Linked DNA regions of Homo sapiens: region 2 is linked to region 1. Evidence: chromatin loops called from intact Hi-C (ENCODE). Cell type or tissue: heart right ventricle. All regions are shown on one strand. Links, peaks and the distances in the headings refer to the core of each region. The heading gives the core; the rest is flanking DNA. Region 1 overlaps GALNT12 (polypeptide N-acetylgalactosaminyltransferase 12). Region 2 overlaps COL15A1 (collagen type XV alpha 1 chain).

Region 1 (12,661 bases), core at 2,028-10,027:
AATCAACAGAGGACATATTTATCCTCATTATGCAGATAAGAAAATGAGTCTGTAGTGAATTCTTATAATTTTATGTTGCCTCAGCATCTGTTTTGAATATAAATTGGAATTTTTCATACCAGAAGCAGGACTTAGTCACCCTTGAGACACAATTTCCAGTTCTCCACCTCTTCCCAGTTCCTCAATGTGGTTGATCCAGATATCTGCTTATACAACTGCCTTCTTGTGACTACCTCCCTAGGGGACAGCTAGATACAACCTACTTGACTTGCCCACCGATCCCTACACTTCACATGACCTGTGTAGATATGCACAGCAACCACTTCCCAGTCACCTGTGACCTCCCGGAACTCCTGCCTGCTTGTTCCAAACCCATCAATTAAAACTCCCATTGGGAAAACTGCTTGGTTTCCCTGGATCCCAATAAAGGCTTTGGCCCCGGCTGGGCACAGTGGCTCATGCCTGTAATCCCAGCACTTTGGGAGGCCGAGGCGGGTGGCGTGTCTGAGGTCAGGAGTTTGAGACCAGCCTGACCAGCATGGTGAAACACCCTCTCTACTAAATACAAAAAATTAGCCAGGCATGGTGGTGCCTGCCTGCAATCCCAGACACTTGGGAGGCTGAGGCAGGAGAATCGCTTGAACCCGGGAGGCAGAGGTTGCAGTGAGCCAAGATTGCACCATTGCACTCCAGCCTGGGCAATAAAAAGGCTTTGGCCCAAAGGTCCCTCTCTCTTGCTCCCCATATGCTGGTTGAATGCATATTCTGGACAGCTCTCACCCTCCTATTGGCCCCGTGAGGCCTCCTTCCCCGGCCTCTCTGATCTGTGAGTAACATGCTTTTCTGTTATTTCATGTGGGGTTTTTTTGTTTTTTTTGTTTTGTTTTGTTGTTTGTTTCTTTGAGACAGAGTTTTGCTTATCACCCAGCCTGGAGTGCAATGGTGCGATCTTCGCTCACTGCAACCTCCACTTCCCAGATTCAAGTGATTCTCCTGCCTCAGCCTCCCCAGTAGCTAGGATTACAGGAGCCCACCACCACACCCAGCTAATTTTTGTATTTTTATTAGAGTTGGGGTTTTGCCATGTTGGTCAGGCTGGTCTTGAACTCCTGATGTCAGGTGATCCACTGGCTCAGCCTCCCAAAGTGCTGGGATTACAGGTGTGAGCCATGCCTAGCCTTATTTCATGTGTTTTGCTGAGTTGCCTCTTCTGTGTCTCACCTGACCAACACACCCAAACCTACCTTCTTCCCCCGTCAGGGCTCTCCTGGAGAGGGGCTGTCTTGGTAGGAATAAACTGAGCAGGTCAGACAAGAGCCACAAAGGCATCTTCCAGTATAAACCAAGTTTTCTGTGAGAGGAACACCCTGTCATGGGTTGGACACCCAGGCATTAGGCTGTCTGCCAGGATGAAGTGTCCCATGAAAGACACACTATAAACATTCATGACCAAATCCCTAGAGCCCTGGCAGGGCAGGGCTAGAGTTTTTACCCATGCTCTTGAGACAGACCTCAAGACCAAATTAGAGGAAACTACAACAGAGTCCTAGAAGGCGAAACAATCTGCCAATCTGCCACAGCTGGGGCTGGCCCCCAGGACTCCAACTCCACACATCAGCCCTGGATTCACACCTGCCAGGGAGGCAGGTGGGGGCAGGTGGGGGCAGGTGGGAACCCACTCGGGTACAGTGAATAGATGTGTGAATTCCCTCACATCCCTATGGGCTTTTTCTCAGGCTCTTCACCCATCGGTGAAGAGAACGTTTTCTCGAGATGTTGTAAATTCCCTCCCAGTCTGTGTAAAGATTTCCCTTGACACCCCCCAAAATATGATTTCTATTTTATATTGACTGTTTTCGAGCCTAAAAATGACCGAATGTAAGCGGATGCAGGAGTTAGAGGGGCGACTTCTCAAGCAAAACTAATTAGCTGCCATGCTCGGCAGACTCTCCAGACATGCAACCTCTGCAGCCTCCCTGCACTCTTGATGGATTTTGTCAGCATTAATTTTATGTCTGCCTGAACTGTCTCCCTGCATCTGGGAGGGCCCAACACCCCTTCATCAAGCTCACACTGATGTGACAGAAACGGTGGGGAGGGGAGACAGGGTAGGACTTCCTAACTCATGGGTTGAGGGGGGGCATTGCGTCTGTTTTCACAAGTTCCCACAGCGGTAGGAAGGGAAGCTTGGCCCACACTGCCTCACATTTATGAGAACTGAGCTGTGTCGAAAGCTATTCCTGCCTGCTAAAGAGCTGTTTAATCCCATAAAGATTTTAAAAAGCTAAACTACTTAATATTTATTTTTGAATAAATATTAAAGTACATTTCTGAAAATAGAAGCTGATATTTAATAAGCCCATACTGTGGGCCAGTGTCAGGGGTGTTCAAACCACAGTAACTCCATCTTGAACAGGGGCTGGGTAAAATGAGGCTGAGACCTGCTGGGCTGCATTCCCAGGAGGTTAGGCATTCTTAGTCACAGGATGAGATAGAAGGTCAGCAGAAGATACACGTCACAAAGAACCCGCTGATAAGACAGGATGCAGTAAAGAAGCCAGCCAAAACCCACCAAAACCAAGATGGGATGAAAGCAACCTCTGGTGGTCCTCACTGCTTATTATACATTAATTATAATGCATTCACCTGCTAAAGACACTCCCCCCAGCACCATGACAGTTTACAAGTGCCATGGCAATGCTAAGAAGTTACTCTATATGGTCTATGAGAAGGAGCCCTCAGTTCTGGGAAGTCCTCGCCCCTTTCTCAGAAAACTCATGAATCATCCACTCCTTGTTTAGCATATAATCAAGAAATAACTACAGAAATAGCCCACCAGTAGTCCTCGGGGGTACTCTGGACCCCCAAGAATGGAATAGCCATTCTTGTTTCTTTACTTCTCTAATAAACTTGCTTTCACTTTACTCTTTGGACTCACCCTGAATTCTTTCTTGTGCGTAATCCAAGATCCAGATCCCTTTCTGGTAACACCAGGGCCTAAGCCCTGACCTGCTATGTGTTATTTAATCCTCACAGCTATCCCATATCTTGGTTTAATTATCCCTGTTTTTCCAATGAAGAAACTGAAGTACAGATAAGTTAAGTTGCATCAGATGGATTCGAGCCAGCCCAAGCCAAGTTGTTTCTGGGTAAATGTTAAACTGGTCCTTGACAGGATCTGAGTGGAGAATGTATGTCAAAAAGAGCCTGAGACACAAATTGATACCTTTTAATCAATTCCACGTGTATCTTCATCGCTCCCATCTGATTGGTCCTGTAAACCAAAAACTATCTGAGACAGGTCTCAATCCATTCAGAGGTTTATTTTGCCAAGGTTAAGGATCATGGCCTGTGACACAACCTCAGGAGGTCCTGAGAATATGTGCCCAAGGTGGTTGGTTACAGCTTGATTTTACACATCTTAGGGAAACAGAAGTTACAGGCAGACATAACTTGGTTTGGCCTGGAAAGGCGGGACATCTTAAAGAAGGGGGCGGGGGGCGGGGCTTCCAGGTCACACGCGAATGCGAAGATTTCCTGATTGGCAATTGGTTGAAAGAGTTAAGCTCTGCCTGAAGAGTCCAAGTCAGCTGAACTAAGTAAGGGGTGGGGTGGGGTGGGGTGGGGTGGGGGGGATGGTGGGTGGAAGCCAAGGTTCTTATGTAGATGAAGCTCCAGGTAGCAGGCTTCAGAGAAAATAGATGTGAAGGTCTCTTATCAGACCTTAAAAAGTGTCAGACTCTCCTGAAAAGACCTAGTTAGGGAAGGAGATTCTCTACAGAATGTAAATTTCCCCCGCAAGAGACAGCTTTGCAGGGCCATTTCAGAATATGTTAAAGAAATATATTTTGTGGCAAAATACTTGGATTTCCTTCAGGGTCATAGGATGTTATACCAGTCAGGTTGGAATTTGGTATGTGTTGCTACAAAGAGTCTGTTTGGTCCATCTTAAGAGATCTGTTTTAACGTGAATGCCAGTCAGTTGTCTTTAAACTCCAAAGGGAGGAGAGGGTAATGAGGCTTGTCTGGATACTGCTCCCTTCTCATCATGGCCTGAACTAGTTTTTCAGTTCTGAACTAGGTTCAGGTTTTTTTGGGATCTTCTTGGCCAAGAGAGGAGTCCATTCAATCAGATGGGGGACCCCAGAATTTTATTTTTTATTTTTTGAGGCAAAGTCTGGCTCTGTCGCCCAGGCTGGAGTAGAGTGGCGCGATCTTGGCTCACTGCAACCTCCGCCTCCTGGGTTCAGGAGACTCTTCTGCCTCAGCCTCCGGAGTAGCTGGGATTACAGGCGCATGCCACCACGTCCAGCTAATTTTTGTATTTTTAATAGAGACGGGGTTTCGCCATGTTGACCAGGCTGGTCTCGAACTCCTGACCTCAAGTGATCTGCCCTCCTTGCCCTCCCAAAGTGCTAGGAGTATAGGCGTGAGCCACCGCACCCGGCCCTAGAATTTTATTTTTGGTTTACAGTACAAAAAGATCTGCAGTCAGTGTTCTCACATCTTTTTAATCATTCATATTGACTTAATCAGGTTGACAAAATCTCAGGGTTGGTCTGGGATCATTCACAAATCAGAATTACTCAGAGAAATTTTCACAGCAGTTGCAGCAGCACAAACTCTAACGCTGATTTAAATTAATAACTGTTATTAATGAACAAACTTGAAAAAGGAATTTCATATAGAACATTACATTTCTCCCTGACACTACCGTATCATAAAAATTAAAAATGATATAAACATGTTTTAAAGTCATAGTGGTAGAACCAGCCACACTACAGTGCGGCATTGTTAGAAGTTCGCTCTCAAGTTGACTCAGCTTAGTAAAGCAAATTGTTCTCTGAGATTTCAGCTTTGGTTAGTCCTCTTTGGCTGACATGAACATTATGGAGTGTTAACTGTGGTAGCAACACATAACCAAAAAGCATTCTTTTTAAAATACATCTAGAAGATCTCAATGACCTGAATAAATCAATACAATGTTCCTAGTGACAGTCTCTCTATACTGGGAAAACTTTAACCCCGCAGCTGAGGTATTATCAGTTAATGCAAAGTACGTTGCTTGAACCTGATTTCCACCCATGCAGATATCTTCGTACCTGGGAATTCTTGTAAATACCAAAATAAAATCTTTATCTTTTTTGCTAATGAGAGTAAAAGGCACGACTGTAAAATATACATCTTGATAGAAAAATATTATAAGGTTTTAATTTTCTAAATACCAAGGGTTAACATCTTACGATTACCCTTTGAAAATAGGGTATTTTGGAACATTTAAAAAGTTCTCAAAATAAGTACAAAGCTTATTCACATTTTTACTAAATCCAACACAACTTTCACAAATGGCAAAATGATTGCCTCTTCAAAGCAATGCAGCCTAGTTTTTGGTGGGTTCTGGTCACTGCTTAGCTAAGTCTTTGTTGGGCAGAGTCCTGGCTCCACAGTCTCCTTCGATGGGCTCCTTGATACACGAGGCTTCATAACATGCGCTCTTTGAAGAACCATTTCTGATGATCCGAGTTGGTGCAGTCTCGTAAGAGTGGAACGAAACTGTCACTCGACTCCTTCCTCGCAGCCTGGACACATTTCTTGGACTGTTCGTGAAATAAAGATCCATCCTACAAAAGATAACAGAATGACAGGCAAGTCATCAGAAAAGTCTCTTTTTCCTAAAGACATGTTTTAAAGAGATCAGGGTCTGATTTTTACCATTTCAGAAATATTTATTGAGGGGTAAGTGTCTTCCGTGTAACGCAGCAACTCAGGACTGTCCCGGGGACACAGCACCAGGCTTGTACAGGCTGCGTCCCGCTTGCCTCTCACAGGACCGATGGTGCCACCTGCTGGCTGCTCTGGGCATGTGTCATACCCTACATCTCCCTATTGCATTTGGCTTCCTTCAGGGAAATCAGGAACAAAGATCCTTTGTTTATCTCTTTCACTCCTCTTAGGTCAACTCATTCCGTGCAGGGTGATCTCTTTCTCTTAGGTATTTAAACAGAGTGTGGAAACTTGGCTGTAGTCCCAGCTCAGCCACAGACCAGATGGATGAGGAAGCCAGTCACTTGGCCTGAGCTACTCACCTGTCACACATCAGAGAATCAGTGGGTTATATGCCTTGTGCCAATTCCCAAACCCCAAAGACGATGGTCTTCTTTAATGACCTCCTGCTTCTCTCCTTTCTGCCAGCCCTTGCTCAATTATCTCAGCAAGTCTCTCTCTCAGGCCTGGTGTTTATCTTTTCCCTCTGCCTCTCTGTTATAAGCTGTATGCAACGAACTTAATCATGGCTGAGCAGCAAACAGGCAGAGTGAATAACAACATCAGTGAAAAACCTTTGTGATGTGCTGTTCACTAAATGGAACTTTTTTCATTCAAAAAAATCCAAACTCATGTTTTGTAGAATCCAAGAAATGACATTTCAGAGGTTTTTAGGCCTACATAAGAAAATACAAGGCTGGGCACAGTAGCTCACGCCTGTAATCGCAGCACTTTGAGAGGCTGAGGCAGGTGGATCACTTGAGGCCAAAGAGCTCAAGACCAGCCTGGCCAACATGGCAAAACTCCATCTCTACTAAAAATACAAAAAATTAGCTGGGCGTGGTGGCGGGCGCCTGTAGTCCCAGCTACTCAGGAGACTGAGACAGGAGAATCGCTTGAACCCAGGAGGCAGAGGTTGCAGTGAGCTGAGATTGCACCCCTGCACTCCAGCCTTGGTGGAGCAAGGCTCCGTCTCAAAAAAAAAAAAAAAAAAAAAAGATCCAGCCCTAAGAACTAAGCTTTCTATTATGGTCTAGTGAATATAAGTGGGGACATTTCCTTCAGAATTCACATATGTTTCTGTTCAATATATATTTGTTTTATATATATATATTTAGGGCATGACTGATGAAATATAATAAATCAAGCTGTATCCTTTTCACATATGAATCAAAGTATTAAGCGTCCTGAAGAAAGGTAAAAAATCCAATTCAGTATCCTTCTTCCCAGCCTCCTGAACAAACTTCCTTTTCCTTAAATGGTCACTGAAATTTAAGATAAAATTTTTGATATGTCAAACTGATTTTATTGTTTCTAGTGTCCACTACCATTCCTTGAGGGCTTACAATGGCTTCTGGTTGGGAGAAAGATGGGAAGAGGAGGACATTCAAGAAGATCAGAGACGTCTGGGGTGTGCAGAAGTATTTTTCCTTCTTATTTTCCTGTATTCAATAGGTAACACCATGGTGTGTGGCTTTTCTGGGCAGCCTGCAAATGTCATTGCTAGTGACAACATTTTTCTGCAGGAAAACATATTCCAGCTTTTAATCATCTTTAGAATAAACCCATTTATAAGCAGTATATTGGGAGTGAAAGCTGCCCAGGGAGATAAAAAACAATGAATTTTTTTCTTTCAAATGATTTTCTTTGGATTTATTCCCTCACATGCTTTTTAGTGAGTCAAAGGATATGATCGATTTACAAGTCCTGATGCAAGCTGACTGCAAGTGTGGTGGGGCCAGCACCCTCAGGTCTGAGGTAACCCTCAGTTTCAAATCAACTGTGACTATCCAGGGAGACTACTCTATCAGAGGTGTTTTCTTGGTTATAATACCACAAGCAACAACTAATCTCTATCGAGCTTTATAGTTTCCAAAGAATATTTCTGGCTATGCATCTAATCCTCAGTAAAGTAAGTCTGCTATTATTGCACCTTTTTTTTTTTTTTTTTTTGAGACGGAGTCTCGCTCTGTCTCCCAGGCTACAGTGCAGTGGCATGATTTCGGCTGACTGCAACCTCCGCCTTCCGGTTCAAGTGATTCTCCTGCTTCAGCCTCCCAAGTAGATGGGACTACAGGGGCATGCCACCACACCTGGCTATTTTTTTTTTTAAGTAGAGATGGGGTTTTGCCATATTGGCCAGGCTGGTCTCGAACTCCTGGCTTCGGATGATCCACCTGCCTTGGCCTCCCAAAGTGCTGGGATTACAGGCGTCAGCCACTGTGCCTGGCCTATTGTACCTATTTTAAAGCTGGGAAAAACAAGGCTTAGAGAGGTGGGGTGGCTTATATCTGGATCTAACACTTTGGCTAACATCCTTACACTTGGGCTATTTGGCTTACTCATTTAAAGCCCTTTCATCTCTGAATGCATTTGTAAGAGCTGTTTCCATGTCGGTGCCTGCAGCTCATGGGGGTGCAAGGGAAATGGAAAAGACTAAAAGGGACTGGACAATGAGGAAGGAAGGCAGTGCTAATGACACCGTGTGCCAGGGGACTCCAATCTCCTGCCATCACCGCCCCCCAGGCTCACTGGGACTGAGGTTCCAGGTCTTCCAGAGCTCCTGTCCATGCATGGCCACATCCCTGATCCTCACCAGGACTATGCCAGAGAGAACGTCTGACTCTCACACTCTCCCTTATAGCCCAGGGACTGTCAGCAGGAAGGAAGGAGAGAGTTCACCTACCTCCTGCAAGATGAACTTCTGATTCTCTGGGGCAGTTTCTTCGCAGAGATGCATGATAAGGGTATCCATTCCTGCTTCCACAGCAATGCAGCCCTCAGGCTGGTGGGTGTTATAGCGTATTTCTTTCTGGGACGTGTACTCGAAAAACTAAAAATGGGGCAGCCAACATGTAACACAACATTTTCCACTGATGTGGGAAGAGGAAAGATCGCTGGACAAGAACCTGGGATCACGAGAGCATGGGTGGGGTCATGCACCTGCGTCACCACCAACACGAGCCTGTGTGATGGGTTCCTCCGCATCCCACAGCCCTCAGTGAACCGCTACTGCAGTGCTTCATGAGCGTGGAGGAAATGGCCCTTCCCATGCCTGCCCAGCTTGCTAGACAGGGAGACAGGGCTGGTGCATGTCACCTCCTGCCTGCAGTGCTGAATGCTGTGTTGGTGTGGGATGGGAGGAAGGGAAATGGACCCATCGCAGCACTAGCTCTTGGGGGCTCTCTGTGACCTTGACTAGCTACTTCCTCTCCTTTTCCTCAGTCTCTCCTCCCAAACCCCCAATATGACAGTTCCTAGAAGATGTAAAGTGCTGTGCACAAGCAGACAATGTGACCGCTAACGGGAAGACTTGGTTCTTCCCGGACAATGGTTTTCCTACCTGAGTGTACTAGGAACTACCTACAGTGACTGTTAAAAATGCTGATTGCTGGCCCCATCCCAGAGACGGAATAAGGATTCCTTATGTGTGAGGTGGGGCCTAGGAAGCTGCATTTTCTGCATCTTTGACAAGACACCCACCCACCCCACCAGCCCCTTTCAAAAATTCTGACACAGGTGGGTGTTCTTAAGGCGCACAGAGCAGGGCTTGTCACACCATTATCTCCTGAAAAGCTGCTTAAAACAAGAGTCTGGGATTCGGTAGTGTTGGGATCAGTCTGAAAATGTGCATTTCCAAGCTCCCAGATGATGCTGATGGTAGCACTCAGGTACCATCAGCTTTGAGGAAGGCTGTTCTAAACAGTGTTGAAAACCTAAATAATTTAAGGTTGCAGGGGTTGGAATTAAGAAAGTTTACTCTTGACCATAAGAAGGCCTCATATTCAAGTGGCATTGGGGTGAATCCAGATTGGAAAAAACAACATCTGAATCTCTATCCCTTTGTTTCCTGGTGTCTGATAACTCCTTGGTACGGTGAAGCTTCAGAGGCCCAGAACCAACACTTCTCTCCATTCCTGCATCCTCCAAGGGTCCTGTCAACTGCTTTCCAGGGCTGGGGGTCCTTTTCTGGTCTTCAGACTCCCCCAGGACTGAATCTCCCCTGCCCAGCCTGAATTACAGCCCTTCACCCAGACAGATACACCTGGCCCCCAGCTGAGGCAATGTCCCTAAACACCACCTTGCAAGGTGGCCCTATGCATTAAACCTGTCATTCCACTTAACAATTAATTCTAAGGAAATCATCTGAAATGCAGATCTGTTACTTTATCCTTCCTTCTGTCTGACCCAAGGTGTTAGAGGCAGGGTTATTTATAATTGCAAAGACAGGGAGGCAGGGAACCAGTTAACGAAACAGTAATACAGGTACAAAATGAAATATCAAGTGGCCACTAGGAATGATATTCTCAAGGGGTATCTAATAACATAAGAAAAGTAGATGAAGGGAATGGAAATAATGGAATATAAAACATACAGACATTATGACAACTATTTACAACACATAATCTCTGTGTGTTATGTGTAAAAAATGATGGGAAGAAAACACATTTTAATTTTAACAGTGGTCTCTCTGAGTCTGGCCACCCTAGGCTTCTACTTTTTATATTTCCCAAATATTACTTTTACAAGAAAAAAATTCAACTATTTAATTTTTTTAACAAAACACACAGCTTTCTCCTCTTTTGAGGCTCATACCTACCTGATTCTGGCCCATCCCATGACAGAGGTACAGAATGACCTGGTGTCCCACAATCTGGTTTTCATCGGGAGGGTTATAGTCAAAGCAGTAGTCTGTTAGTCCTTTGTTCTGGAGCTAAATAAAACATAAATGTGGCATTTCAGTCCAGATTTATAGACACTAACAGATGCCACACAAGGCTTGGGGAGGGTACCTGGCATGAGAGGAGAGCCTGCTTCAAGAGCTAGACGCAAAGGTAAGAGTCTTTTCTGTACAGCACCTTCTAGCTTTAAAAGTGCTTCCTTGTTCTGCAGGCAAGAATCCTTACCCCTATTTTAAGTTGATAAGCCTGAGGACCAGAGAGATAAACTCTTCATGGCCTGAAAGCTCCTCTCTCTTTCTTTCTCATTAGTAGCAGCCTTACTGCTGTGCAAGTCCAAATATACCTGGGTTGATACCTCGAACTAGATTAATTAAGCTAACTAAATCAAGCAGGCGATAGACACAAAGAAAGAATTATTTTAGGCTGGGTTCAGTGGCTCATGCCTGTGATCCCAGCACTTTGGGAGACGGAGGCAGGTGGATCACTTGAGGCCAGGAGTTCTAGACCAGCCTGGCCAACACGGCAAAACCGCATCTCTACTAAAAATACAAAACTTAGCCAGGTGTGGTGGGGTGCACCTGTAGTACCAGCTACTTGGGAGACTGAGGCGGGAGAATCACTTGAACCCAGAAGACGGAGGTTGCAGTGAGCTGAGATCATGCCACTGCACTCCAGCCTGGGCAATAAGGCAAGACTCTGTCCTCCCCACCACCAAAAAAAAAAAAAGAATTAATTTAAATCACTTTAGAGCATGGTATGTTTGAAAATACCACCTATGAAATATATTCTATAAACAAACTGAGCTGCAAAGAAATTATAAACCTCATTCAGTATAATACTCTAAGCTGTAGTACTGTATTAATTATCTTGAAACTATTTTCAATATATTTTAGGATAAAGAAAATAAGTAATTATGTTAATATTGTTTAAAACCAAGATTTTCAGGGTAAGAAAAAAGAAATATGAGTATGCTATCAAAGAAAATTTTTCAAGACTACATTGGATTTTCAGATATTAATATAAGCTCATGATCTGTTTCTCAAAAATACGAATTTCCTTTCTCTGCCCAATGAGAAAAATTTAGAGCTGTGCTATTTCATGTGGCGGCCACTGGCCACTGTGGCTACTGGACACTTGAAATGTAACTAATCCAAATTGAGATATGCTATAAGTATAAAATTCACACCAGATTTCAAGGCTTAGTATGAAAAAAGAATGTAAAATGCCTCAATGAATAAATACTTATATTAATTATATGTTGAAATGATATTATTTGGGATATACTGAGTTAAACATTTCATTAACTTTACTTTTTTTTTAATATGGTTACTAAAAAAATTTAAGTTACAACGGTGGCTCTCATTATATTTCTGTTAAACTGCATGGTCTGGAGGCAATGACAACGCATAGCAACGGGCACCGCCAGCATCCAGACTGACTCCCAATACCGTTACCCAACAAAGGAGCAGGGCTTCTGGGAGGAATGGCAGGAAATGTTTAAAACTCGAATGGGACAACTTGGCCAGAATCAAGGAGGCTATCAACGCCACTGTAAGGTGTCAAAGACCTCAGAAGCCAAAATAAAGGGACTCCCACTGGCCAAAAACAATTTTCATATATTTTTTAAAAAGATGAATTGGGCTGGGCACAGTGGCTCATACCTGTAATCCCAGCACTTTGGGAGGCCTTGGCAGGAGAAATGCTTGAGCTCAGGAGTTCAAGACCAGCCTGGGCAACATAGCGAGACCTTAGTCTTTACTAAAAATAAAAATAAAAAATTAGCCAGGTGTGGTGGTGCTCACCTGTAGTCCCAGCTACTTAAGAAGCTGAGGTGGGAGGATCACTTGAGCCCAGTGATCCAGGCTACAGTGAGCTACAATGGTGCCACTGTGCTCCAGCCTGGGTGACAGAATAGAAGCCTGTCTCAAAAAACAATACAAAGAAGAAAAGATGAATTGATTGAAGCACACCGGCTATTTAAACACCCATTAGTTTACAATGACACTCAAGAAGAGAAAAAGCCAAAAAAAACAATGAGCCACAACAAAAAAAAAAACAACCCAGTAGATACAACTGGAGGAAACTAAAATACCAACTCTTACTCTGAAAATAAGCAAATAAAGAAAAGACTTAAGAATTTGTTATGCCTTGGCCGGGCATGGTGGCTCATGCCTGTAATCCCAATAGTTTGGGAGGCTGAGGCAGGCAGATCACCT
Region 2 (12,661 bases), core at 2,074-10,073, 170 kb before region 1:
TGCAAAATAATTCTAGACAGCTAATTTATTGAGCATGTACTATGTGCTGGGTCATGTTTTCCATGGATGAACTCATTTAATCCTCACAAATCAAGAGGTAGGTTCTAAGATTATGATTCCCATTTGATGCATGAGTCAACTGTGACAGAGAGAAGTGAAGAAAACTGGCCACAGATATGTAGCAGAGCCAGGCAAGCTATACTGTCATGGTGACTCTGAGATTCAAACTGACCTAGAGTCACCATGGCAGTATAGCATGCCTGGCTCTGTCACATATCTGCCAATACTGATCCTAGAGGCTGGGCCAATACTGATCCTAGAGGACGGGTGCAGCGGCTCACGCCTGTAATCCCAGCACTTTGGGAGGCTGAGGCAGGTGAATCATCTGAGGTCAGGAGTTCAAGACCAGCATGGCCAACATGGTGAAATCCTGTCTCCACTAAAAACAAACAAATAAGCAAACAAAAAAATTAGCCGGGTAGTAGCGGCACATGTCTGTCTGTAATCCCAGCTACTCTGCAGGCTGAGGCAGGAGAATCGCTTGAGCCTAAGAGGCGGAGGTTGCAGTAAGCCGAGATCACGCCACTGCACTCTAGTCTGGGCAAGAGAGTGAGGCCCTGTCTCAAGAAAACAAAAACAGAAACAAAAAAACTGATCCTAGAGATATCCCAAGGTGGGTGCCTTCTTGACAATCTTGTGCTTTTAGACTCTGCTCAGGAATCGGGGCATTCATCTGAGTTCATTGCAGATCCCTAACGTGGGGACTTAGCAGGAATGTCTTCATCAGACATCAACCATGTCTCCGTTTCTCTCTCTCATTCTATCTCTAACTCTCTCTGTGTCTGTCTCTCTCTCTCTCTCTTCCTTCTCAGAGCTTTAAAAAATCTATCATAAAAATTGTAAGCCACCATAGTAGAAAATGTATTAAACCACAATGTATTAAAAACCTAACAACCTTCCACAGTTCCACCACTTTGAGGCAACAGCTGCCAACATTTACAGAGGGTATTTCCTTCTAGTGTTTTTGCATGTGTGTATTTTTAAATAGTTAACCACACAATATACTAGGTTTACAACCAGCTTCTTTCACTTAACATTATATGCTAAGCATTTCCCCCATCATTAAATATTTCTAACAGGTATAATTTTATTAGCTACATAATGTTCCATTGTTTGAATATACTTTAATTCAATTAATCTTCTATTGTTGGCTAATTAAATTATGCCCAATTTTTCTCTATTATGGACAACACTGAGATTAGCATCCTTGTAAACAAAGCCTTTTTTTAAAAAGCGGCAACAACAAAGGCTATCAGACTATCTCCACTAGAATCAATTCCTAGAAGAGAAGTTTCTGGTCAGCAATATGCGCTCTTATGATTGTTAATATATGTGGACAAAGAGCTTCCCAGGAGCAGTAACCCTCACACTCCCATGAGCACAGCCAGCCTTACCAGACTGACTTCTCAAAGCTGAAAACATCAAGGGTCTAAGGAAGAAACTGACCCAGTTTCTTCAACAGATTAATGGCAAAAGGGAAAAAGAAGGCGGGAGACAATTAGAGATTAAGAGACACTTAAGAGACGTATCAACCAAATGCAATGTGTAGACCTTGTTTGGATTCAGAGTCAAACAAACTGGAAAGAGGTATTTTAAAACAAAATAGCCAGGGCATTAGATAATACGAAGGAACCCCTGCTCATTTTGTTAGATGCATCGTGATACTATGGCTATGACCAAAACAAAGGTACCAGATCACTCTATCAGCCATACACATTGAATTATTTACCAGTTAAATAAATGATAGGATGTTTGGGGTTGATTTTTGAATACTCCAGTATTCCCCTTCTCTCCAAAAAAGATGGTGGTAGGAGGTGGAACAGATGAAGCAAGATTGTCAGTGTTGATAATTATCCAAACTGAACGATGGGTATGTGGGGGTTAATTATACTATTCTAAGCTCCTTTGTCTAAGCTCCTTTGTGACATTTTTAGGTTTTCAATAATAAAACGTTAAAAAGAGAAAGAAACAGGAGAACCGGCTCTATCTGTGCCCGATGTGGCATCACTAGGGAGATTTGAACTTGGTGCTTTGTGTATACCTTGGGGTGAGGTGCAGAAGAGCAGGGGGACATTGTTTGGGAAGTCACAGTGCATGAGCGGGTCAATCCAGAGCTGGCTGCCCACTAGATGCCCTGCAAGCCCAAAGCCCCAGCCCCAGTGTCTCAGTTACTTGGTCTAGCACTGGACTCAGACACCTGCATTGTTTTAAGCTTCCCAGCCATCTCTAATGCGTGACCAGAGTTAAAAACCAGAGTTGTTCTTCACCTTTTTTCCTTTTATAGATGATGACAAGGAGGCCCAGGGCCTACAACAAGTCAGCAGCATCTCTGGAAGCAGAACCTCGAACTCCTGGCCCCCAGTCCAGGATCTTCCCACCACACCACACTCTCATGGATGAGGACTTCAGCTGGGTGAAGCTCAAGAGCTCCAGCTTTGCAGGCCAGCATGCAGGTTCAAATCCCAGCTCTACCTCTCAGAGGCAGGCAACAGTGGCAGGTGACTTTACCTCTCCACATCTTATCTCCCATTCACCTTATACTGAAGAGGAATGTGGTGAAGAGAATCAGGTAAACTTGGAGCACAGAGTGATTAATCAATGTCAGTTCAGATGGCTTACTTCCTGCCGCTTGATTGTGAATTTGTTGCGGACAGGAGTGAGGTCACATTCATCTCTATCTACAAGTGTCCTGACTGAGGGCCCAGAGCCGCTATGTGTCCAGTCAATGAGTGAATCAACGAATGAATGCAAGACAACTCTAAAGAGACAGGAAGCAGCGTGATAACCGCTATAGGAGGCCCCGGAGCAAGGGGCATTCAGGACCTCAGGGGGCTGTCCTGATCTCCCGTCCCACAGCCCCTCCCCTCACAGGTCAGTCCTGCCGCACCGTGGCCAATGGGCCACATGACTGTAGCTTGAGTGGTGGCTTTCAAAGTGTGCATGACCAAGTGGTGTTTGGGGAACTGATGAGCCAATGCTGATCACCAAGGAGATATTTTCCTTTAAAAATGTGTTCACATTGGAAGAGCAGTCCCTCTTCACACAAGCCCAAGCTGAGGGCCAGGTCTGGGTTTCCTATTTCTAAGAGACACAGTTATAGTCCTTAAGTGGTGACAACCCTAGGTGTGGGTACAGAGCTTTGTAAACGTTCTCCAACCTGCATTCATTCTCTGACTTGGCCTTGCAGCCACTCATTTTCACAGATGAGGAAACGGAGGGCCAAAGAAATCAACGGATTTGCTTAAGGTCACACAGTTGTAGCCAAGAGTCATAAAAACTCATGTTGGCAGGGACTTGGAGGTCACCCCCAACACACACACAGCACTGATGCTCTCATCCCCTCTACAGACCCGCCACGTCTTACTGTCAACTTTGTCCCCAGAAGAACACTGACTGTTAGATCTCATTTCAATCCAAAGATCAGTTTGGGACACAAAGCTAGGTCCCCTTGACTTTAATCTCTTGCTTTTTCTCTATGATCTGGAGTTTCCTCAAGCTTTCCTCAGGTTAAAGCTCCTCAAATGCCCAAATTTGCAAACCAACATGAAAACCTACCTCTGAGAAAGCTGGGGGCCAGCCCTTCCCACAACTCTGGCCTTTCTTTCTCTCCCCTGTAAGGTCTGCCAAGTCAAATCTTACAGCTCTATGCCACTTACTGGAGTGATCCATCTTTCAGGAGCCACTGTGGGCAGGGGCAGCGGTGGCCCATCAGGGGGAGGGCTGCCGGACTCTTCACCCCCAGCTGTGATGAGGGGCTCCTCTGTTGTGGCTGCTGCCAAGTCTTCTTCATCACCAGGACCCTGAAAACAAAACCAGCATTAAGGCACCACCTCACCTCGCTCATGAGGCTGCCAGGGAGTTGTAACAGTCGTTTCTGTGGTGCCAGCCCAGTTTCAAAGCACGTTCTTACCTACGATCATCGTTACCCCCAGCACACCCCTTCTGAAATATGCATCTCTTCTAAGCCTCAGTGCCAACTGTGGACCACTTGTCTCTGAGTAAATTCTTGGGCAAGGCTAGGAGGGAGCAGGGCTGTGGCCTCTGCTACACTCCAGCATTGTGTCCTGCCTCCCTCCAGCAGCTGCCCACCCAGACATGTGCTCATAACCAAGCTACAGGTGCCCCTGCCAAGGCCAAGGATGACTGTTGTCGCATGATGCAGACCTGTCTCTCCCCTGTGAGCCAGAGAGGACACAAGATGACACTTACAGAAGTGACTGCCCGCTCAGGGGCCATGGTGGCTGTGAGGGGAGCCAGGCCATCTGTGGGGACCCCACTGGCTTCCTCATCCTCAAAAGTACTGAGGGACACTTCGGTTGCAGCTGCAGCTGTTGTTAAACTGTCTTCACTGCTTGGACCCTGAAATGAAATTGGCATGAGGAGCTGTGCCCCTTCGCCCATGCCCCTGGTTCAGTGGGTGTGAGGCTGGGGGGTGGAAAGCGCTAAAGCCTCAGATAACTGGAGGCTCCATGATTCCCTTTCCTTTGCTCCTCCAGGACCACACCTTCGCCTGGAGCTCCAGCATTAGAACGTACCTTTCAGGGCATCCTCCCACCCACCCCAGAGTCCCTTCTAGCACATCTCTGCTAAGCACTTCTCTGGCCTTAGCTTTGTGAAAGGAAAATAAATCTCAGGATCCCCAAATCAATAAGCCAAAGGGAAAAAAAAATCAAGCTGGGAACTACTTAGGGCAAATCTGTCTCCCATTCTAGCCCTTAAAAAGATAGCTACTAAGATAAAAAAAAGCTACATACTTCCCTAATAATTTGTCCATAAGGAAATTCCTTGCAGACAAAGGACAGATGGAACTCAAAGTCACCCCTCTGCTCACGGAGATAAATGCATATCTGATTGCTTCCTTTGGAAAGGCTAATCAGAAACTCAAAAGAATGCAATCATTTGTCTTTTATCTACCTATGACATGGAAGCCCCCTCCCCACTTTGAGTTGTCCTGCATTTCTGGACAGCACAAATGTACACCTTATATATACTGATTGATGTCTCATGTCTCCCTAAAATGCATAAAACCAAGCTGTGCTCCAACCACCTTGGGCACATGTTGTCAGGATCTCCTGAGGCTGTGTCACGGGCATGTCTTTGACCTTTGCAAAATAAACTACCTAACTTTCCTGAGACCTGTCTCAGATATTTGGGGTTCACATTTTGGCAACCAAGAAGGGATTCTGAGTGGAGGTGCCACTGACCTTTGACAAATCTCATATCGGTGCTTGATACCAGCTTGAGCTTTCTTTATGGTTCAAACCAATAGGACAATTTGCTGAGGCCTAGGAGCCTCCCCTCCAGAGAATCCCTGATCTCCCAAAATTTGGTCAAGTTCTAAAGTTTATTTTGCTGTACAATTCTTTTTTTGCAGTCTTACTTGCTTCCAACAAGGAATGCAAGTTTTCCTGCTTCTAGGATGATGGAAGGCACCTAACTCCTTTCTGGAGTTTGAGCTCATTTCTAACAGGGAAGGCAAGTTTAAATTCTTTCCTGCTTCTAGGATGGTAGAGAGCAATCTTCTGCCTAAGACCTATCTCTAGTAAGTAGCTGAATTGGGGTTTTGTCTTAGCTGAAGTTAAGATTAACAACCAGCTGTTCCTAATTTCTCCTTACTATTAAAGTGCTCAGTAATCATGTTGTTAGGGTTTTTTTGGTTGTTGTTCTGATCTTTCTCCCATCAGATTTGACCAGCTCTACCTGACTTGGTCAAATCTGAATGAGAATTCTAAATTATGGGTAACAAGACCTCTCTGAATTGGCTAAAATTTCTCACAGCTGCAAGAGAGGGGAAAAAAAAACACAACATGCACGTTTGCTATCCTTGCTTCCTGTCTTAAAAACTTTTTTTCTTTCGTTTACTTTTCTTCCGCCCTATACCTCCTTCCCCCTTCACTATCTTTAGTACCAATAAAAACCTAGAGGAGGCTTCCAATGACTCAAACCCCTTAAAGTATTCAGAACAAAGGCACCACCCGCCCCTTTTTGGGGTGTTCCATTTTCTTTGTGGAGTTTCAAGAGTCATGAGCAGATTCTTCTTAGGTCTGAAGCTCTGCTCTCCTGTATTGTAAGACCTGACCTCTTTGGCTTTTGGGGGTACCAGAGATTACCTTATACCGGGAGAGGATTTGACCTTAGTGTGTATAATGGTGGATGAGAGTACAAAGTTAGAGGTGGCTGAGGACAATTTACAGGAAGTGGTCTTAGCTGTTTTTTTTTTTTTTTCTCCTAGGAAGTTATTGTTTAGGACCCTAATTCTAGTTCAGAGGTACATTCTAAAGGGTGTCTTCTCCATTGCCTTTCCTCCTGAAATTAATCTCAATTGGCTAGTGTGAGCATTTTGCATGAGGAATTGAACTATTGTTTTCACAGATAAATGGGAGAATGAGTTTCCTCAGCTTCAAAGAGAAAGGGCATTTTGCACCTCCCAGCTGAAAGGTGCCCCTGGGTGACTGGAGGGCAAGTGGGAGTGTCTTGGGGGGTTGACCCCCCCATGACATGCAGCAACCCTACAGGGAACCCCCAACAAAATTAGTTTAAAAAGCCTCATTCAGGAAGTGCATATAGGAGCTGGTCACCCTGCATTTTGATTTTGAGCCTCTTGGAGGTGCTAGAACTACACAGAGAGAAACTGAGACACGTAAGAGGGTGGAAATGGCTCAGTGGTGACACACTGTAGAGTCTCACCCGCAACCAGCACACTTTGACACACTCCACTAAAATGCTAGGCCACAGCTCAGTTCGTCCCTTAAAATAAAAAATAAATAAATAAAAAAGGCCGGGCACGGTGGTTCATGCCTGTAGTCTCAGCACTTTGGGAGGGATCATGAAGTCAGGAGTTCGAGACCAGCCTGGCCAACATGGTGAAAACCTGTCTCTACTAAAAATACAAAAAAACTAGCTGGGCATGGTGGCACGCACCTGTAGTCCCAGCTACTCAAGACGCTGAGGCAGGAGAATCACTTGAACCCAGGAGGTGGAGGTTGCAGTGAGCCGAGATTGTACCATTGCACTCCAGCCTGGGCAATAGAGGGAGACTCCGTCTCAAAAAAAAAAAAAAAAAAAAAAAAAAGGGTGGGAAACAAATAATCTAAGAATAAGGAAAAACAAGGAGAATGACCCTCTTTCAGGCACTCTGTTGGTTTTATGGTGCCTCTTCTTGCAAGTATTTTTGTAAAATGAACATATATGGTATTTTCATGCACAATTACAGCAAGAAAAATTCAGAGCCCAAAAGTCGATCTGCAACTATAAAGTTCCTAAGTTCTCTATCTCTCTGCTTTCTTCTCTGCCTCTGCCTGCTTTAAGTCTGCTGTTACATTTCTCCTGAGATAAAATCCACTGTTTGCATCCAGACATTTATTTTTGTTATTGTTTCTGCAGGACAATGTGTTTGTATTAATATTTCATGGCTAGAGTTCTGAAGTAAAAGCTATAGGATTTTTGGTTGTATGAGTATGTATGTGTGTGTTTATGTGTACATACACATTTTGTTGTGTTTTTCGCTACAAGGTATGACAATGGCTTAAAGAGTACTCATAAATTAAATGATAAACCCAAATGCTTTTCAAGTTCACACGACTTAAGTCTTTAATAAGCTAGTTTTAAAATTACTGGTAAAGCAATATTAGAAATGTCTTAAGAATTGCCAGCATACATTTTTGTTTGCATTTATTGATCAAGCAATTTCATACTTATCCCTGCCAAATACTATAAGGTGTCAAAATTTGGCACAAGGGTTACAAAACTATAAACTCAGCCCAAAACAGGATAACCTTTGCTTGTGTACTGTCTGATAAATAAGACAAGAACATTAGTTTAATGAAAATAGCTAAATCTTGATTTAGTAAAATAACCATATATTTAATCTTAAGGTTCTACTTAGATAAACACCTGAAATTCACAGGCTATAAAATGGTTGGCAGGGAAATAACTTTAAATAATGACTATTGCAGTTTTCATAAATACAGTAATCTAGGTACAGTATTAAAAATAATTAGGTAAATGTAATGGGATAAATACTTATAGACAAATGTGTCATAATTTAGAATCTAAAGTTAAATTAAATAATAGATATTTCATTAGTTGGGTATATTCCAATTAAAAAATATATTGTAAGAAAACATTCTTTCTAAAAAAAAGTGTGTTTTTTAAAAGGTGAATAATTTTTGTCTCATTCAAAGCTTATTTAAAGGTTATGTATAAAACAAAGTGAAGGGAATCAGGAAATGAGAGAGATGTAAAGAAAGTTATAGAAATAAAGAGGTAATTTTGGTAAGAAAGCTTAAAGAAAAATAATTTTATACAAGAAAGAATCTTTTATGGTAAATTTTGTCCTAGAATAAAATGACTTTTTTTTTTTTTTTTTTCAGAAAGAGGGATGCTCAGGAAAACTAGAAAGTCCAAGCATGTCAGAAATGGTCTGTTTACATCATAAGAAGAAGACAGATGAAAAAAAAAGCTTTCATATGAGCAAGTTGTCTACAATTAAAGGGAAATTATTTAAAATGGTCTTTCCAGAGATTGGGTTTTGATTTTTAAAAAACCACTTATACACTAAAGAATTGGTTTGAACTACAAAATTTTCTTAAGGTATTGCTTTACTCTTAATAAATTACAAGGCATTATAATTTTTTTACACAAAGTTCGACTTTTATTGCATCTTGCTCTTTTCTGTTTTCTCTCGCCTTTTAAAAGGCCTGAAATAATAACTAATCTTCAACTCATTTTCAGCTCCTGTAAGATTTTTTTTCCTCTGGTTATAAATGTTGTGGCCTGATGCTAAAAAAATGTTTTATCTTAAAGATCTAAAAGGAGTATTTTCTTCCAATATAATATTCCCCATAGAGAACAGCAGTCGCACTGCAGAAGGTCTTTTCTTTTGCCTTTGGGTAACTGGCCTAATAAACAGATCTTACACTTTATCTAAATAATTCCTATGTCATTATTACTAAGTTTTCGTTTGCTTAGAAAAGATGCAGATTAACAAAAAGAATATTTTTTTTAATTAAGGTTATTACGTCCATATAACTTTCTGTGAAGGGAGCCGAAGGCCCATGGGACGTGACCAACTCAGCATTCCACTGGAGGCTATATGATCGAACAGCAAACTGTTTATCATGAATGCAGGATGTGAGCAAACTCACAAGTGTTCCCGCCGACAGAAGGTTTGCTGGAGGCAATCACTCCCGGGTGCCGAGGTTATCTACTGCAACATCTAGAGCCTGTTGTTTGAGGAATGCAGTCTTGCAAGCCTACTCTGGACTAAGCAGCTGACCCCTTCTTCCACTCCCCTTCTCACTGTCTCTTTTGCCTAATAAATATGGAGGGCTGTGTAAAGCTCAGGGCCCTTGTCCACAAGAGGCAAGTTTCCCCTGACCCCTTCTTCCAAATATACTCTTTTGTCTCTTGTCTTTTATTCCCACATTTGCCCCCATTTGTTCAGTCCACCAGGGATCATGGCAGGTTACATAGTGGTGCCCAGAACAGTGACAGAATCAGGTGCTCTACATTTCTGTATGTGCTTTTAAAGTACTTGTGCCATTAAGTTACAGGGCTTTGATTCCTGGGTCTAAGAAGGACACCAAGTCCTGCTAAATCTTAAACACTGACAGCAGTTAAAGCCTCACCTACAGATCCTGTAGAAGATGTCAACCAAAATAAACTGCGTTCGTGAGACATAGCGCCAAAAATTAAAGCTATTCAACTCCTCAAGGTCCAAAGACTACTGCAGAAGAGGTGGGCACATGAGATTATAAGGGCAGATTTTGAGAGATAAAATAAGTTTAGTTTCTCTATAAATTAACCATTAATGTCAAAGGCATGCTGATGCAAGACCAGCATATTGGCCCCTGTGTCAGATTAACAAGGTTTTCTTGGAGCATTAACCCACTCCTTAATAAAGGTTATAAAGGTTATAAAAAGGCTTATGGAAATTATATCTTATGGTCAAGATGATTAAAATTTTATAGATTGTTTAAAAATTTTTGAAAAACAAATTTAATTGGCCTCCTGTTGTTTTTATTAGGGCTAATTGTTTGAGAAATCAATCTCTTCAATCAAAGAATAAATATTTTTGCCTTTTTTTTTAACTCTTTGAGGTATCACTTTGGCTAAATGAATGACTTATTTTACAATGACCTGTGATCCTATTTTGTGATATCAAGTGTTTTATACTTTTTATATTTGACAAAATTTCCAAAGTCAAATTCTAACTTAGGTCCCATTAATTTTTTGATTTTCAGAACCAAGAAAGCTTTTCTTCTGAGCTATTATTCCCCTGAAGTCCAAAAGAGACATATTTGGCTTATTCGATATAATAAAATCATACAGGAAGTATTTTCAAATATGAAACAGTGTTTAACCTTCTTTGGATTATATTTACATAAATGTGTTATTAGTATGTGCTCAGAGTTGTATGAAATTCCTGTGATTCTGATATGTTTTAGCATATTTTATCAGTAGTAATTATTATGTAAAATTGCTGTATGCCACAGAAGTAACCAAGTTTCCTTGTCAATTGTGTCTTTAACTATGACTGTTTCAACACTTTTGTCATCCACAGTTGTTTTGCTTTTATCCCTTTCAAAAGGTGGTTTTATAATCGGCATAGGACTCTGATAGGTGCTCTTCAATGCAAGTTTTGAAGATTGTAATGTTAGAATAGAGAAAAAACTTCCAAGGCTCCCATGAAGAGCTGAAATGTTCATGAATAACATGCAGAACAGGAGTTAACTGTGGACTTTTAGAAGACTGAAAATCCTTTTATAACTTTTTGCTTAAAACATTGCTGATCCTTTTTTTGTTTGTTTATCGGAGCCAAGAAAACTTTTCTTTTGAGCTATTTACAGCTTTTAACAATTGAGTAGCCAGGCGCAGTGGCTCATGCCTGTAATCCCAGCACTTTGGGAGGCTGAGGCAGGTGGATCATCTGAGGTCAGGAGTTTGAGACCAGCCTGACCAACATGGTGAAACCCCATCTCTGCTAAAAATACAAAAATTAGCCAGGGGTGGTGGCACATGCCTGTAATCCCAGCTACTTGGGAGGCTGAGCCATGAGAATCACTTGAATCCAGGAGGCAGAGGTTGCAGTGAGCCAAGATCATGCCACTGCATTCCAGCCTGGGAGACAAGAGAGAAACTCAGCCTCAAAAAAAAATGAGTAAAATATACTCATATAAACAAAATTTGGAGCATATTTCTACCTGATCTCTCCAAAAATTTGGTAATTAGTTGTGAGTATTCTTAACTTACAATATAGTTATTTGTGTAAGTGTGATAACAATCTGTTTTCTTTTGTAACAGAGCACAGCTGGAGACACTGGTTATTTTACCATGGTTTTGACTGGAATGGCATGCTATCAGATACAGACTCCTTTAAGGAACCAAAGTTGATTTATAGAGCCAATAAAAGCCCTTGGGAAAGCTGGCCTCATACCTTGTCTACACAATCTCTGTACAGGTTCCTGACCTGTGGTAAGTAAAGAATGTCACTTTCTGACAGGTCCAGGAGCCCCAAGTTTTCTTGAGACCTCAAGGTGAGGCCTTCACCCAATTAATACAGGTATTTGCAGGCATGGGCTGTCCTTAAGGCCTTAAAGTCAAATCTGAGATTCTTTATGGAATAAAGCTCCAGCAAAGTCAATTAAAAAAAAAGAGGAGCCTATATGGCAAATAACTATTTTTGCTGACTTTATGCAAATACTCAGGCCAAGTATAATAAGACTAAAACTTAATTTGCAAATGAAATTGTCCTATGATTTTTCTTTAGTGAAAATGGGACTGGAAAGAGAAAACTTATGTTTTAAAATAAACTATAGAACACCTGTTGTTAGATTTTGGTCTTGCCTAATGTTTTTCAATTTTTATTATTTTCTACAGTTTGGACTGAATTCTAAAATTTGTACTGGCTACAAGTCTCCATAATAATGTTTTCAAATTTTTTTCTTCTTCTTCTTTTCCATTTTTTCCCCATTTTTGAAATCACTAAAATTAAGCCATGCTTTCTTAAAGCCCTGCAAACTGAAGCTAGACAACTTAAACTTCAGAGGAAAATAACAGCAACCTATTTACATAATAAGCCACTTTCATACCTGCCTACTGATGTATGGACTTCAGAGTAATATGACCTATATCAATTTTCCAGGATTGTTCTTCTTTTTTTATTTGTTGTTTTTCTCCCTCCCGCTATTTTCTCTTGTAGGGCATGAGACTTCACAGCCTGATAAAAGTGAACTTTCCTAATAACATGGGACCTACCTGTCTAGGAATAAACCCTCCTAGCCATGAGAAATCAACTAAACCTGAAACTAGAGACTCATTTTCTTTAAAATGCTTTATCTGAAAGATTTTAAAAAGGGGGAAATGTGAAAGGAAAATAAATCTCAGGACCCCCAAAATCACTAAGCCAAAGGGAAAAATGAAAATGGAAATTGCTTAGGGCAAAACGGCCTCCCATGCTATTCCTTTAAAAGGTATCTACTAAGATAAGAAAGGTACATACCTCCCTCACAATTTGTCCTTAAGGAAATTCCTTACAGACAAAGGACAGACAGAACTCAAAGTCATCCCTCTGCTCACTGAGATAAATGCATATCTGATT

The links. Hi-C counts contacts between places; a loop is a spot of excess contacts. Peaks named below come from ENCODE experiments on the same cell type or tissue, not always from the same donor. Only the 100,000 strongest peaks of a DNase experiment are listed, where the experiment ranks them.
Region 2: a loop joins it to region 1, with 7 times the contacts of the local background. A loop is called at or near these places in 26 of 110 quality-filtered maps.

Annotation. Positions count from the first base shown.
Region 1 is chr9:98,841,912-98,854,572 of GRCh38, reverse strand. GALNT12 (polypeptide N-acetylgalactosaminyltransferase 12) reads right to left here. Exons shown (of 10, transcript NM_024642.5): 8 at 10,364-10,477; 9 at 8,450-8,596; 10 at 4,492-5,621. The coding sequence ends at 5,481. Among named protein-coding and RNA genes, the nearest start is that of GALNT12, 41 kb to the right of the region's middle. RefSeq lists an enhancer at 5,632-5,926. In heart right ventricle, for the core only: a CTCF peak has its summit at 5,849 (motif pointing left); a DNase peak (open chromatin) is centred at 5,842; H3K4me3 peaks cover 637 bases; H3K27ac peaks cover 1,123 bases; H3K27me3 peaks cover 283 bases.
Region 2 is chr9:99,007,175-99,019,835 of GRCh38, reverse strand. It overlaps COL15A1 (collagen type XV alpha 1 chain), which reads right to left. Exons shown (of 42, transcript NM_001855.5): 10 at 4,270-4,419; 11 at 3,717-3,860. Among named protein-coding and RNA genes, the nearest start is that of COL15A1-AS1, 69 kb to the right of the region's middle. In heart right ventricle, for the core only: a CTCF peak has its summit at 6,654; no DNase peak of the experiment used is centred there.